2 separate regions of the Homo sapiens genome follow, and region 1 is linked to region 2. A link is a loop called in an ENCODE intact Hi-C map of the cell type or tissue named here. Cell type or tissue: pancreas. All regions are shown on one strand. Links, peaks and the distances in the headings refer to the core of each region. The heading gives the core; the rest is flanking DNA.

Region 1 (5,000 bases), core at 1-5,000, 500 kb before region 2:
TAAGATTTCAACATAGGAATTGGGGGAAAACAGACATTCAAGCCGTAGCAGTAAGTTTATGGTCTTTACTAGGCTAAGCTTTCTCAGTTCTCCTTAATTTTTTCCGTAGTATTCTTGGCCTTCTAGCCAGCCCAGGTCATGATTATATTCACCCCAGTTACCCAGGATCACCAGGAATGAGACTTCCATCCCCTTCTCTGCCTACTGATGCTGGTCCCCCAGCATGAGAAGGCTATGTGAGGCCAGGAGGCCACCACGTCCTGATGTTAGGCTTCTGTTTCAAAGGACATAGGGAAGCTTTGGTCGGGCGTAACCCTCTCAGTGAGACTCAGGGGCACTGGGAGAGCCCAAGTGCTGTGCAAAATGCACAGTGATCCATTCCTCTCCCAGTCTAAACTTTCTGGACCATATTTCTGGGTTTTTCTACCTCTTGGCAGGGGTCCCAGCTGGGACACAAATCTCTCTGGACAGCACGGGGTCACCGTTCAAAACCTTCTTGGTGAGCTCTATGGGAAAGCCGGCTTGAACCAGGAGTGGGGTCTGATTCGCTACATCTCAGGCCTTCTCAGGAAGAAAGTGGAGGTCCTGGCTGAGGTCAGTGCGACTGTGCAGGCTGCCCATGTGTGCTCACTAGCTCGTGCCCCCTTCCTCTTCCACTTCCAATCTCCCAGTTATACCTCTTACTTGTGAAGGAGCCCCATTCTTTAACCCACAGGTGGAGCGGGCCCTTCTCTCCTGCCTGCCTGCTGCTCCAGGAAGGCGAGCAGAGGGAAGGAAATGCAAGTGGATTGGTTTTGTTCTTTCTTGGCTACGGAAAAAGTCTCGCCAGGAAATCAAATGAAAGTGCTCTGTGGCCTGGCAGCCTCTTAGAGCTCTCTTTTTTTCACACATCCACAGTACAGTGATCATTAATATTTATAACCCCAAGGCCAGGCAAAATCCAGAGCTGCTTTCTAAGACACTCGAGTTCAGTGTCATGATGGTAAGATGATGGCATTTATTAGATGTGAATAATGGGGAAACGGGTAACTTAGGAATTGAATATGGTTATTAACTCTTACCATCGGTATCTTCGGACTCATCCCTGTCTCACTCAATAGCAGGGAGTCCAATGTGTTTGCTAGTGGATGGGCATTAAACGCCCACTGACGGGCCCTTCGGAGCCAGGCTTGGGGCCACACATTGGAGACAGAGACCACAGACACCCATCCCTGTCTGGGTTGCTTAGTCTGGGGTCTAGGTATGAATTTTTCAGATCAAGGGCAACATGGGTCACTAAGTTTGTAAAGGTAAATGTACGATCTGATTGGCAGTGTCTCCTCCCCACTGCCTGTCTGTCGTCTTTGCCAGTATCTCTCTCGCGCTCTGCCTCTCACCCTTCCCCTTAACTGCGCAGGCCTGCACAGACCTGCTTTCGCACCAGAAGCAGCTCACCGTGGGCCTGCCGCCCGAGCCCCGGGAGAAGATCATCTCTGCGTAAGTCCTCAGCCTTGGGGACCTCAGGTTTGCGGGGGAGCCATGGGGAAAACAGCGCTTCCCAGTGTTCGGAGGAGGGGCTTTTTAAAGACACTCTGTCACATGGATGCGTCTAGCACAGAAAATAAGGGTGTTCCATGGAGGGCGAGGAGGCACTGTCTCAAGACACCTCATCACATTCGTGACACAATGCTCCTTTCTAGGCCCCTTCCCCCAGAGGAGCTCACAAAACTCATCTACGAGGCCAGTGGGCAGGACATCAGCATTGCCGTCCTCACGCAGGTCTGGGGCTGGTGTGGGAGGGGTCGGGCCACAGCCTTCCTCAGAGTGGAGGGGACCCTTCAGCCACTCACCCTGTCTCTGAAACCCTATCTCCGTGTGTGTCTGCCTCAGGAGATTGTGGTTTACCTGGCCATGTATGTCAGGGCGCAGCCCAGCCTCTTTGTGGAGATGCTGAGACTCCGGATTGGACTGATCATTCAGGTGATGGCCACGGAGCTGGCACGGAGCCTGAACTGCTCAGGTGAGATGCCCGCAGCTCCTGCAGCTCCCGCCGCACCCCACCCCAACCACCCGGCCACGGCCTCCACTCTCAGGGGAAGAACTGCTTAGGTTATCTCGAACCCAGCATCCAAGCCTGTGGCAAGCTCAGGCCTTACCAGCTTCTCTCATTTAGATGGAACTCCCATCCATGCGGCATAGAGCTGAAGTTCATAAGTCAGGGAGAATGGGGCTCTGGTGATGTTTACCATTATAGCCTCAAAGGCGATGTGGAATCTTCCGCCCTGTACCCGACATCTAAGCTCCTTCCTGGATGCCCTTGCTATGAGATGTCACCCCCATTTTATAACACCTTCACTGGGAGAAACCCTACCAATTTGAATATAAAAATCCATCATGAGACATCCAACGTTGGGGATCATACATTGTGAAACATCATGTGTCTAAGAATTAAGCAGATACATGATTTAAACGGCAGCATTTAGAATCCCCACGGAACAGTGCATTTCAGCCCCAAAGCAATAGTGAGGTTCTCCTGAACAGGGGGACCTGCCATGGCATCTGCTATCACCTCCCTCCCCACCCACGTCCACCTGACCCTACCTTTACCCGCCACCAGCCCTGTGTTTGGGACACTTACAAGATATTTGTTTTTAGGAGAAGAGGCTTCTGAAAGTTTGATGAACCTCAGCCCTTTCGATATGAAAAATCTCCTGCACCATATTCTAAGTGGGAAAGAGTTTGGCGTTGAAAGAAGTGGTAAGTTCCATGCTCCTGTTAACGTCTTCAGGGAGCTGCCTCCTTTACATGCAGCAGACATTAGAACCAGCACTGTGGGGCATAGCGAATGTGGGAAGAGAAGGCTCCTACCTGAAGGAGATGGACAGAGTCCTAGGCTCAAGCTTCCTGCTTTGGGGGCTTTGAGACTTGCTCGCAGTGTGCTGGGCGAGCTTTTCTTGCCCAGGTTGGCACAGCATGTGGGTGTGGTATACCGCCTCCTGTAGTCGTAAGCACCTGGCACCATCACTTACGCAAAAGTGTTGGCTGGGCTCGGTGGCTAACGCCTGTAATCCCAGCACTTTGGGAGGCTGAGGTGGGCGGATGACGAGGTCAGGAGTTTGAGACCAGCCTGACCAACGTGGTGAAACCCCGTCACTACTAAAAATACAAAAAAAATTAGTCAGGCGTGGTGGCGCGCGCCTGTAATCCCAGGTACTCAGGAGGCTGAGGCAGGAGAATTGCTTCAACCCGGGAGGTGGAGGTTACAGTGAGCTGAGATCGCGCCACTGCGCTCCAGCCTGGGCGACAGAGCAAAACTCTGTTCTCAAAAAAAAGTGTTAGAAGTGTGGGGGACCCCGAATGCCAGGGTGAAAGGGCTGTCCTTTCACACCACCTGAGCATCCTGCCCTTTGGTTTGGGTAAAAACATTCTCAACCCGGCCTCACATCACCCTCCACAGGGCAGGGAGGAGACCCCTCTGTGACCTCAGCATGCTCGAGCTAACTTATTTTGCTTTGTCCTGCCTCGCTCACTCTGTTTTTATCTGAACCGGAACCCTGCTTGCAGTGCTGGGAAACATAATCACCCAAGTCCTGGCGTGATTCTTGTTCTCAAATGTTCCCTAATTATAATTGAAGCAATTATCATTTCTCCTCCTCATAAAAAAGCTAAATGATTTGCAGGCACGTTGGTGAATTTATTTCATCAAGCCAAAGAAATGCACTGTGGGCTATCATTCCTTTATTATTTAATAAGAAGGACATTGGGTACTTTGTATGTTTCCTGAGCATGTGCTGGCTGCAAACAAAGACAGCATCGTGCAGTCAGATGTGTTTTGGTGGTTTTTCTCCTTTCCCGAAGGAGGGGTGCTCAGAATGCTTTTGCAAAAGTAATTTCCAGTTCTTTCCAAGGCAGAGTCCTTGAAATGGTAATGTACGAGATAAATATTTAATGTGTTCTGCTCATCATTATAGTATTCATGGCTTGACACAGATAATTACTAAAAATTTGTCATTAGATGTACAGCTATAGATGCTATGAAACTAGGAACTGAGTAATGTCATTTGAAAGTCATAAATATGTGCGATTGCAAGCAAGAGCAGAAGACATGCTGTCTTTTTAACATATAACATCATTTGTTAGCTGTCCTTTGTAATTGCTCAATTTTTGTAAATTAGGAAGCCCAAATAGGCTTAGAATTTTGATTAAATCCTGAGATGTCTGAGATAAATGTTTCCAGCGAACACCCACCCCAGACAGCCCCTCTTGTAGCTTCCAGACCCTTCTCCTTCTGTTTTCCACTTTCCTGGGTCTGTCCTCCCTCCCCAGCTCATCACTGAGTCTCCCTTATGGGCTCCTGCCTCTCTGCTGTCCTTTAAATGTTCTTGTCCCCAAGTTCCTTATTTGTCACTACTCCTCCTGCACAGTGCCCTCCACTCCCATGGCTCCATTGGGGTCAGGTGGGATGGTGAGGCTTGCAGGGGATGCTGCCCGAGGAGGTGACCTTTGAGCTGGGCCTGGCCTTCCAGCACAGGCAGATGCCCAGTGCGGTGCAGGTGGCCGGGAGTTGAGGGGAGGTAGGGCTCGAGTTGGTAGAGTTTCAGGTGATGCTGGGAGGACTGTTTGGCCTTTGTCCTGAAGACAGCTAGACCTGGGAGGCTTTGGAGTGGGCAGTGATACGATCACACTTGCCTTTTAGAATGATTGCTGTTACCACAGCACAGAGGCCAGGCTTGTGGGTGGTGGGGCTAGGGACCGGTTTGAGCCCCGAGGCTGGTGCGATAGGTTGGGAGTGAGAGGTGGTGGCCTGGTGCAGTGCATCAGTGGCCTCTGGTTGCCTCCACCTCCAGCCCCTGGCAGCCTGGCTTTCCTAGCACTTCCCCCTCCAGCCCGAGGCCCTTCTCCAGCTGCCACCTTCATTTCATTTGGCACCTTGCCCTCAGGCCTGGGCATGGGCTCTCCTCCAGACCCCGCTGTGGCACTGAATTCTCCTGCATTCACACCTGCATCTGCTGCCCAGACAG
Region 2 (11,061 bases), core at 3,017-8,016:
AATATAAATTGCTTTTATAGTCAGGATAAATAAATAATTGAATTCATCTATTTTCTTAAAAGTAAGTATTCGGCCGGGCGCAGTGGCTCACGCCTGTAATCCCAACACTTTGGGAGGCCGAGGCAGGAGGATCATGAAGTCAGGAGTTTGAGACCAGCCTGGCCAACATAGTGAAACCCTGTCTCTACTTAAAAAAAATACAAAAATTGGCCGAGTGTGATGGCATGCAACTGTAGTCTCAGCTACTCAGGAAGCTGAGGCAGGAATCACTTGAACCTGGGAGGCAGAGGTTGCAGTGTGCCATTGCACTCCAGCCTGGGTGACAGGGCAAGACTCTGTCTCAAAAAAAAAAAAAAAGAAAAGAAAAAAAGTATTCAAGGTTTGGCACGGTGGCTCATGCCTGTAATCCCAGCACTTTGGGAGGCCGAGGCGGGCGGATCACCTGAGGCCAGGAGTTCGAGACCAGCCTGGACAACATGGTAAAACCCCAAATCTACTAAAAACACAAAAATTAGCCCAGCATGGTGGTGTGTGCCTGTAATCCCAGCTACTCAGGAGGCTGAGGCGGGAGAATTGAACCTGGGAGGTGAAGGTTGCAGTGAGCCAAGATTGTGCCACTGCACTCCAGCCTGGGTGACAGAGTGAGACTCCATCACAAAAAGAAGAAAAAAAAAAAGTATTCAGGGCCAGGAGCAGTGGCTCACACCTGTAATCCCAGCATTTTGGGGGGCCAAGGTGGATGGATCACTTGAGTCAAGACCAGCCTGGGCAATATAGGGAGACCCTATCTCTGCAAAAATATTTTTTAAATTAGCTGGGCATGGTGGTGCATGCCCATGGTCCCAGATACTCGTGAGGCTGTGGTGGGAGGATTGCTTGAGCCTGGAAGGTCGCGGCTATGATGAGCCATGATCATGCCACTACACTCCAGCCTGGGCAACATAGTGAGACCCTGCCTCTACAAAAAATGTTTATAATTTAGCCAGGTGTGGTTGTGTGCCCCTGTGGTCCCAGTTACTTGGGAGGCTGAGGCAAGAGGATCGCTTGAGCCCAGGAGTTCAAGGCTGCAGTGAGCTGTGACAGCATCACTATGCTCCATCCTGGGCAACAGAGTGAGACCCTGTCTCGAAAAAATGAATAAATATTGCAGTGAGGCAGAGTTTTCTTTTTCTTTATTTCCATGGCATGTCTGCTGGAGGCTGCCATGGTATAAATGAAAAGGTCTTGGTCGCAGTCCAGACCCCATATTCAGCAACAGGCACATGAACTTGTTGGCCCATGTATTGCAGGCTGTTGCTCTTCCTGCAGAATGAATCCGTGCAGGTGGGAATATCAATTTAAGCAGGTGTGCTTTTTGTTTTTACGCTATCAATTCATATGTATCATCCACTTTGAGTGTCGTGGTGGATACCTTGGTGCACCAGCCCAAGTCCTCTTGGATGAAAGGCTTGTCCTAGCAACTGGGAATGCTGGCTCATTTAGGAGTTATCTCAGCTGTACAGCCACCTGATCCAGGTGGCCTGCATCTGATGGCTGATAGATACAAGGTTACAAAGGCCTGGCCATCTGGCCCGAACCCAGGATGAAGCTCCAGAAGTCACCCACTCCTGCTTCTCTCCCCTCCCTTCCACAGAGCTTCACCCAAGAGCACTTCCTAATAAACATCCTGTGTCCGTCTCGGAGTCTGCTTCCTGCAGAACCCAACCCGTGACAAGTCTCAGTTCATATTTTATTTTTTCACTAAAAATTAATCTCATCTTCAATAGAGAAAGAGGACCATGATAGGAGGAATGAGGAGTTGAAGGGCATTTTATAATTTAGCAAGATATCAGCACAGAGAGCTAACTTTGCCACTAACCCAAAAAGCTTTGTTATTACCAGACAGCCCTGGCGAGGATGATGTCTAAAGTGTCACTACTCTCAGACGAATCTGTAAATGGAAAAGCCTTCCTAACCTACACCTTCCCTAAAACAATTTCATCTCGTGCTGATATTTTGGGACTAGTGACCCTTCTGTGCCACTCAATTCTTCTTCCTGGAGACATATGGTTACAGTGATGTGCCCATTTCTAATCACCTGCCTACCCAGTGGCCCCAGACTTCATTCAACTAATCACCAGAAGGAACCCTTATAACTTTTTTTTTTTTTTTGAAACAGTCTTGCTCTGTCACCCATGCTGGAGTGCAGTGGCTCGATCTCGGCTCAGTGCAACCTCTGCCTTCCAGGTTCAAGTGATTCTCCAGCCTCAGCCACCCTGGTAGCTGGGACTATAGGCGTGTGCCACCACACCTGTCTACTTTTTGTATTTTTGTTTTTATTTTTACATTTTTATTTATTTATTTATTTATTTATTGAGATGATGTCTCACTCTGTCGCCCAGGCTGGAGTGCAGTGGCACGATCTTGGCTCAGTGCAACCTCCGCCTCCCAGGTTCAAGCAATTCTCCTGCCTCAACCTCCTGAGTAGCTGAGATTAAAGGCACCTGCCACCACGCCCAGCTAATTTTTGTATTTTTAGTAGAGATGGGGGGGTCTCACCATGTTGGCCAGGCTGGTCTTGAACTCCTGACCTCAAGTGATCCACCTGCCTTGGCCTCCCAAAGTGCTTGGATTACAGGCGTGAGCCACCATGCCTGGCCAGAAACCCTTATAACTCTTAAGACAAAATACAGGGAAAGCCAAAGTCTGACTATTCTTCTAAAAGAGACTAAATGTCTAGTGGTTTTTCCAGGAACAGGAATATTTCCTGGGCTCAAGTGATCCGGTTGCCTCAGCCTCCCAAAGTGCTGGGATTACAGGTGTGAGCGACCATGCCCAGCCCTAATCTTTACAATTTTCTAAAAATATGAGATTCAGAGAACAGGTATTAAATTCCTTCCTTCATTCACTAAGATACAGCAGATTTTATAGGCTGAGACAACATACAATGAGGGAAACCCGTGTGCAGGCCCGCCCTGCAGTACCATCTACCCTCAACTTTACTACGAGTTCTGCTGCTCACCGGCAGGGTGACCCTGAACAAGCACATTCACCTCTTTAAGTCTTGATTTCCTCATAATCGTACCTTCCTTAGATTAGTTAGAGCTCCAAAAGTATCAGGTTTTATTACCATAATGTGACTGCCACTGAAATGAACGCAACCAGGCCTATATTTACTCAGCAACCGAAATGTTTCTCTGCCTCTGTTCCATATGAAATATGGTTCCAAGAGGTTTCTTTCAAAATGTCAAATTGGGGGAAAGAATTAGTCAGAGTCAAACAATTTGAGGGAACAATGGTGCCAAATTGACACCATCTGGGAAATCCTCTGTCTACACTTAATGCTTAATCTATTCACTTTTTTTTTGCTCTGTATTTTGTCCTGTTGAAAGCATCCAGTTGCACTGGTATCTGTTTCTCAGATTCCCAGACTCCCAAGTTATAAAAATGTGTAAATCATGAGCAGGACCCTGACTCACATCCTCTTCCCAGTTCTGTGCATTTTGCTTCTTTTGTAACCCACATAGAAATCAGCACCCCCCCATAATCCATTCTACGTGCTGAGAGTCATTCAAGCAGCACAGCCCGACCTCCAAAAGCAACTACAGGCCGGGTGCGGTGGCTCACGCCTGTAATCCCAGCACTTTGGGAGGTCGAGGCAGGAGGATCGCTCAAGCTCAGGAGTTTGAGACCAGCCTGGCCAACATGGTGAGATCCTGTCTCCATAAAAAATACAAAAATCAGCTGGGCGTGGTGGCTCGAACCTGTGGAGGCTGAGATGGGTGGATCACTTGGGTCCGGGAGGCGGAGGTTGCAGTGAGCCAAGATTATGCTACTGCACTCCAGCCTCAGTGACAGAGTGAGACCCTGCCCCAAAAAGAAAAAAAAAAAAAGAGCAACCACACTTCATCAATTTGCAGCTCCCACAATACTTCATATAATCCAGTTTTCCCTTTCCTCTCATTGCAATAGCTTTCCGACCCCACAAATGGCATGAATTTTTCAATCCCTCAGTCTCCACTGACCATTTAAAAAAAATTACCCTAAATAAATAACCTACTAACCTACATGAGTTCTCCCTTTTTGACTGTTCCACCTAGTTCAACCTTCTCTTCTCCCTGTGTGATGGTTAATACTGTCAACTTGATTGGATTGAAGGATGCAAAGTATTGATCCTGAGTGTGTCTGTGAGGGTGTTGCCAAAGGAGATTAACATTTGAGTCAGTGGACTGGGAAAGGCAGACCTACCCTCAGTCTGGGTGGGCACCATCTAATCAGCTGCCATCTCGGCCAGAATAAAAGCAGCAAAAGAACTTGGAAATATTAGATTGGTTTAGTCTTCCGGCCTCCATCTTTCTCCTGTGCTGGATGCTTCCTGCCCTTGAACATTGGACTCCAAGTTCTTCAGCTTTGGGACCCAGAGTGGCTTCCTTGCCCCTCAGCTTGTGGACAACTTATTGTGGGACCTCACCTTGCGATCATGTGAGTCAATACTCCTTAATAAACTCCTCTTTATTATTTATTTATTTATTTTGAGACGGAGTCTCGCTCTGTCACCCAGGCTGGAGTGCAGTGGCGTGATCTCGGCTCACTGCAACCTCTGCCTCCTGGGTTCAAGTAATTCTCTGTCCTCAACCTCCCAAGTAGCTGGGATTACAGGCATGCACCACCACGTCCAGCTAATTTTTTGTATTTTTAGTGGAGACGGGGTTTCACCATGTTGGCCAGGCTGGTCTCGAACTCCTGACCTCAGATGATCTGCCCACCTCGGCCTCCCAAAGTGCTGGGATTATAGGCGTGAGCCACCACGCCTGGCCAACTCCTCTTTACATATACATCTATCTTATTAGTTATATCCCTCTAGAGAACCCTGACTAATACACCCTGCTAGCCTCTCTTGCTCTCCTTTCCAAAGCTACCTTAGTAAACAAGTTATGCTCCTTGCAATTCTTCAGCTCTTTCTCTTCCTTACAAAGATGGGCCCAGAATTTTTCATAAGAGGGGTGTTATGGACTGCATTGTGGTTTTTTTGTTTGTTTGTTTGTTTTTGAGATGGAGTCTCGCTCTGTTGTCCAGGCTGGAGTGCAGTGGCCTGATCTTGGCTCACTGCAACCTCCATCTCCCGGGTTCAAGCGATTCTCGTGCCTCAGCTTCCCGAGTAGCTGGGATTACAGGCACACGCCACCATGGTTGGCTATTATTTATTTATTTTTTTAGTAGAGACCGGGTTTCACAATGTTGGCCAAGCTGGTCTCAAACTCCTGAGCTCAAGTGATCTGCCTGCCTCGGTCTCCCAAAGTGCTGGGATTACAGGCGTGAGCCACCACACCTGGCCCTGAATTGTGTCTTGAGACAGGGCCTTGCTCTGTCACCCAGGCTGGAGTACATTTGTATGATCTTGGCTCACTGCAACCTCTGCCTCTGAGGCTGAAGGGATCCTCCCACCTCAGCCTCCCGAGTATCTGGGACTACAAGTGTGTGCCACCACGCTCAGCTAATTTTTCTTTTAATTTTTGTAGAGACAAGCTCTTACTCTATTGCCCAGGCTGGTCTTGAACTCCTGGCCTCAAGCGGTCCTCCTGCCTTGGCCTCCCAAAGTGCTGCAGATTACAAGTGTGAGCCACTTCACCCAGCCTCAAAATTAATATACTGAAGCTTCAATCCTCAGTGTAACTATACTTGAAGATTGGGCCCTTAAATAGGTAACTAAGAAAAAATGAGGCACTTAGGGTAGGGTCTTAATCCAATATGACTGATGTCCTTATAAGAAGAGGAGGAGGTAGCAGGGGTTCACATCCATAGAGAAAAGGCCATGTGAGGACACAGCAAGAAGGTGGCCATCTACAAACCATGGAGAGAGGCCTCAAGAGAAACTAAACCTGCTGATACACTGATCTTGGACTTCCAGCCCTGAGAACCGTGAGAGAATAAATTTCTACTGTTTAAGCCACCCACTCAGTGGTATTTTGTTATGCAGCCCTAGCAGACTAATACAGGGGGCTTAGGACAACAGCTTGGTCTATGCAACCTCTCCTAAAGATTGTATGTTTACATCAACACACTTTTTAATTAAATTGTATATTTATTTACTTTTTTTTTTGAGACAGAGTCTTGCTCTGTCCCCTAGGCTGGAGTGCAGTGGCACAATCTCGGCTCACTGCAACCTCTGCCTCCCAGGTTCAAGCGATTGTATATTGATTTAAAGTTGTTTGTACGGAGGTGAGGGCTGAAGAGATTACTCGTGGCATCCAAGCCTCCCTCGCCCCAAGGCCTTTCTTTCCATGACCAAATCCACCTAAACCTCATCTGATTTTCTTTTCTTTTCCTTGAAACAGGGTCTCGCTCTGTCACCCAGGCTGGAGTGTAGTGGTGCAATCTTGACTCACTGTAATCTCCGCCTCCTGGGTTCCAGCAATTCTTGTGCCTCAGCCTCCCTAGTAGCTGGGATTACAGGCATGAGCCACCTATACCTGGCTACTTTTTATGCTTTTAGTAGAGACGGGGTTTCACCATGTTGCCCAGGCTGGTCTCAAATTCCTGAGCTCAAGTGATCCACCCCATCTCGGCCTCCCAAAGTACTGGGATTACAGGTGTGAGCCACCACACCCCGCCCTCATCTGATTTTCTTTGAGCTGTTGCCTGTTTCACTCTGTGACCTCATTTCTCAGCACTTCCCAGCTCTGACACCTGCTCAATCCTAAAACCAAGCAAATCTGTCTGCTGCCGCCTTTAGCCCACAACCAGCTGGCCTCTAGACCTGGGCCTCAGTGTACTTCATGTTCCCTCCCTCCTGCCTTCTCTCCATTTCCTCGTATGATGCAGTAGCCAGTGTATGCACTCACAGCTCTGTGCCCAAACAAGAACCACAGGCGCTCCTCCACTGTATTCATCTGCTCAGTCTGTTGCAACAAAGTGCCACAATCTGGGCAGTTTAATAACAGACATTTATTATCTCGAAGTTCTGGAGGCCAGAAGTGTGAGAACAAGGTGTCCGCAGGGTTGGCTCCTTCTGAGGGCTGTGAGAGCCTCTTCCTCAGCTTCTGGTGGTTTGCTGGCAATCCTTGGCATTACTTGGCTTGTAGATGCATCACTTTGTGTATTAGTCTGTTCTTGCGTTGCTATAAAGAACTACCTGAGGCTGGGTGTGGTGGCTCATGGCTGTAATCCCAGCACTTTGGGAGGCTGAGGTGGGTGGATCACTGGAGGCCAGGAGTTCAAGACCAGCCTGGCCAACATGGCAAAACCCTGTCTCTACTAAGAATACAAAAATTAGCCAGGCGTGGTGGTGCGCACCTGTAATCGCAGCTACTAGGGAGGCTGAGGCAAGAGAATCACTTGAACCCGGGAGGCAGAGGTTGCAGTGAGCGGAAATCGCACCACCGCACTCCAGTATGGGCGACAGAGTGACACTCTGTCTCAAAAACAAACAAAACAAAACAAAAAAAGAATGGGGGTGATGTTAAAAGTTCTAGAGCAGGAATTCTTACCCTGAGATCCAGGGTTTATTTCCAGAGGGAGCTATGGCTCACCCACATTACATGCAGAATGTGGATTGGTTGTGTGCACTCCTACGACTGTCTTAGGGGATGGTCCATGTTTTTCACCAGATTTTCAGAGGCCAGGACTCACAAGAGTTACAACCTCTGTTTGAGAGACTAAAAGGCTTGTGTCCAGCAGAAGCGACTGAACAGTGAACCCCAGGTCCCTCTCACACCCAAGCAGGACTCCAGCGGGCAGAGGGCTCTCGCGATCACCGCAGCTTTCCTTAGCAATGGGGCTCTCTGGCTCGGCTTTTCCTTCCCACTGTCACCACTTGTGCTTTCATTCCTGACCCCACTTCACTTAGCCTGCCCCCTCCCCTCATCCCTGAGGCCATCCTATGGTGCCTGATGAGGCCAGTTCCCCTGCATTCTAAACCGAATTTCTTGCTGTCTCCCTACCTCCATCCCCTGGCCTCAGCTGAAACCTGTGTCTGCCAGGACAGCAAGTCCCCAGGTCTCCAAATCTTCCCTGTATCAGCCATCAGAGGGGGTCATGGTGGGGCAAGGGTCTGATCCCTGAGCTGCTATGCACTTGGGCCTCCCCACTGGGGGTTTACTCGACCCAGCTAACCCCAGAGATGGGAGGTCAAGGATAGGGCCTTGGGAGGCTGGAATCAAAGGAGAGCAAGCCGGTTTCAGAGTAAGAGTGTCTGCAGTCGGACCCAGGATGCTGGTTGGAGCAATGTGGGTTATGATGACCCAGAGAGACAAATCTAGTCAGAGGCCACCTGAGACTCCACTGGAAAGACCAAATACAAACATGTGTTCCAAAGGCCGGAGACAAGATCAATATTTTTTTGCAAAGCTAAGAGTTAACACACAGAGGGAGACCAAACTCAGACAAAAAAACAGGACAGGGACAAATGAGAAGGATCCAGGACCATCATCCTGGTTGGACTCAGGCATCTGCTTGTATAAAGGCAGTACAGTGGTTAAGAGCATGGACTCTGGCACCGGACCGCTTACATTCAAATTCTGGCTCATCCGCTTCCCAGCTGTGTGACCTTGGGCAACTTACTTAAGTGCTGCCTTCCTCAGTTTACCCATCTACAAAATGGGGAATACTAATCACACTTACCTCTTGGGCTTGTTGAGAGAATTGAGTGGTTTAACACATGTGAAGGATTTAGAATGGTGCCTGGCACACCGTAAGTAAGTGTCAGCTGATATTATAAAGTCCGCACATGGTGATTCACAGGCAGGCCCTTGTGAGTTCAATATCCATGTGAACACATCACCTAACACCACCATTTCTGCACTGTTCTGGCTCTGTTGCAGGCCACTGACACCAATGATAGCCACGCACCAGCCCAGGTGAAGCCTGAATAGCTCATCACATGCCACACTCTATTCCCAGCTGCCAGGCTTGGAATGCCAGTGCCTGGACTTTTTTTTTTTTTTTTGAGATGGAGTCTCGCTCTGTTGCCCAGGCTGGAATGCAGTGGTGTGATCTCGGCTCACTGCAACCTCCGCCTCCCAGGTTCAAGCGATTCTCCTGCCTCAGCCTCCCGAGTAGCTGGGATTACAGGCATGCGCCACCATGCCCAGCTAATTTTTTTTGTATTTTTAGTAGAGATGGGGTTTCACCATGTTGGCCAGGCTGGTCTTGAACTCTTGACCTCAAGTGATCCGCCCACCTCGGCCTCCCAAAGTGCTGGGATTACAGGCATGAGCCACTGCGTTCGCCAGTGCCTTAACTTTCATCTGCTCAAGCTTCTCTCTCTCAGAACCCCAATGTAGCTTTTTATTGTCTGATTTTCAAAATCCGCCACTTTACCCAAACCCATGCATGCATGATCCTGACTCCCTTTCAGTCGTGATCACCTAGTTACCAGCTCAGTGCATTCTTCACTAATACTCAAACCTAATCTTATATATTCTTAATATATAATATCTCCCAAAGATCAAGCTATTTTCCCACCTCAGCCTCCCATGTAGCTGGGACCAGAGGTGTGCACCAACATGCCTGGCTGTTTTTTTAATTTTTGGTAGAGATGTGGTCTCGCTATGTTGCCCAGGCTTGTCTCAAACTCATGGACTCAAGCAATCCTCCCACCTCAGCCTTTCAAAGTGCTGGGATTACAGGTGTGAGCCATTGAACCCCGCCAGGCTTGACATTTATACCAATGAACTTTTTCTAATCTTTCCAAAGCTGCCTGCCTCTCTCAACGTCCCTTATTGTCCTTTAGGCCACTGTAACAGTACTGACTCTATGTTAGAAAAAAGTTTGCTTGAAGAGGAGAGAAAAAAAAAAGAAACAAGTTTGCTTGGCTGGATGCAGTGGCTCACGCCTGTAATCCTAACACTTTGGGAGGCGAGGTGGGTGGATCACCTGAGGTCAGGAGCTCGAGACCAGCCTGGCCAACAAGGCAAAACCCCGTCTCTACTAAAAATATAAAAATTAGCCGGGCATGGTTGCAGGCGCCTATAATTCCAGCCACTCAGGAGGTTGAGGCAGGAGAATCGCTTGAACCCAGGCGAGGGCGGACGTTGCAGTGAGCCAAGATTGCGCCACTTCACTCCAGCCTGGGTGAAACAGTGAAACTCCATCTAAAAAAAAAAAGTTTGCTTGCTTGAATATAATTATTGCTTTGCTTGAGTTTGTAGATTATTTACTAGAAACAGCCTCGGGAAACTAGGGCTTTCAACGAAGATGAAAGAAAACACGCAGACCAACAACTCTGGGAACGGGCTGACTGGCCTGATAAGAATATGCTGATGGTGCCTGCAGAAGACCACAGAAAGTTGACCAAGAAAGCAATTATTAACTGCCTGTCAGAGGCCATGCATGTTTCGCAAGAATTTTTGTTCGTTCGTTTTTGAGACAGAGTTTCCGTCACCCAGGCTGGAGTGCAGTGGTGCGATCTTGGCTCACTGCAACATCCGCCTCTTGGGTTCAAGTGATTCTCTAGCCTCAGCCTCCCGAGTAGCTGGGATTACAAGCACGTGCCACCACACCCGGCTAATTTTTGTATTTTTAATAGAGATGGGGTTTCACTATGTTGGCTAGGCTGGTCTCGAACTCCTGACCTCAGGTGATCCACCTGCCTTGGCCTCCCAGAATGCTGGGATTACAGGCATGAGCTGCCGCGCCTGGTCCGCAAGAATGTTTTGATCATCATTTCCCCTAATTTCTCTTAAAAACCCCTGATCCAGAGGCACAAGTAGGAAAGCTGGTCTTTCAACGCTAATTTAATGCCTGCCTCAGGTTGCTGGCTTCTCAGATAAAACTAACTTTCCTTTCAACAAAGCTCATCTCTTAAGTTTTTGGCTTTCAGGTGACGAGTGGCTCAGACCTGAGCTCAGTTACAACACCACAATTCTCCCGAGCCCTGGAGCCCTCTTTAATTTCTCCGTAGTCTTCTGGATGCAACAGTAGCCAAGTCCTATCAACAATTTCCCAGTTTGTTTTCATTGCTTCCCTTATTTTCATTCGCGAGGCCATGGTCCTAGTTCAGGCCATTACCTCCACCCATCTTCCGACAATGGCCTTGGCCCGGGAACACTTTCTTCTGTCTCTGGCTCTCTCTTCCCTTCAGTC

The links. Peaks named below come from ENCODE experiments on the same cell type or tissue, not always from the same donor. Only the 100,000 strongest peaks of a DNase experiment are listed, where the experiment ranks them.
Region 1: a loop joins it to region 2, with 4 times the contacts of the local background. A loop is called at or near these places in 72 of 110 quality-filtered maps.

Annotation. Positions count from the first base shown.
Region 1 is chrX:18,903,494-18,908,493 of GRCh38, reverse strand. PHKA2 (phosphorylase kinase regulatory subunit alpha 2) reads left to right here. Exons shown (of 33, transcript NM_000292.3): 22 at 438-594; 23 at 1,397-1,476; 24 at 1,680-1,758; 25 at 1,870-1,999; 26 at 2,635-2,736. Among named protein-coding and RNA genes, the nearest start is that of PHKA2-AS1, 16 kb to the right of the region's middle. In pancreas, for the core only: no CTCF peak of the experiment used is centred there; a DNase peak (open chromatin) is centred at 1,997.
Region 2 is chrX:18,398,999-18,410,059 of GRCh38, reverse strand. No RefSeq gene overlaps it. Among named protein-coding and RNA genes, the nearest start is that of CDKL5, 21 kb to the left of the region's middle. In pancreas, for the core only: no CTCF peak of the experiment used is centred there; no DNase peak of the experiment used is centred there.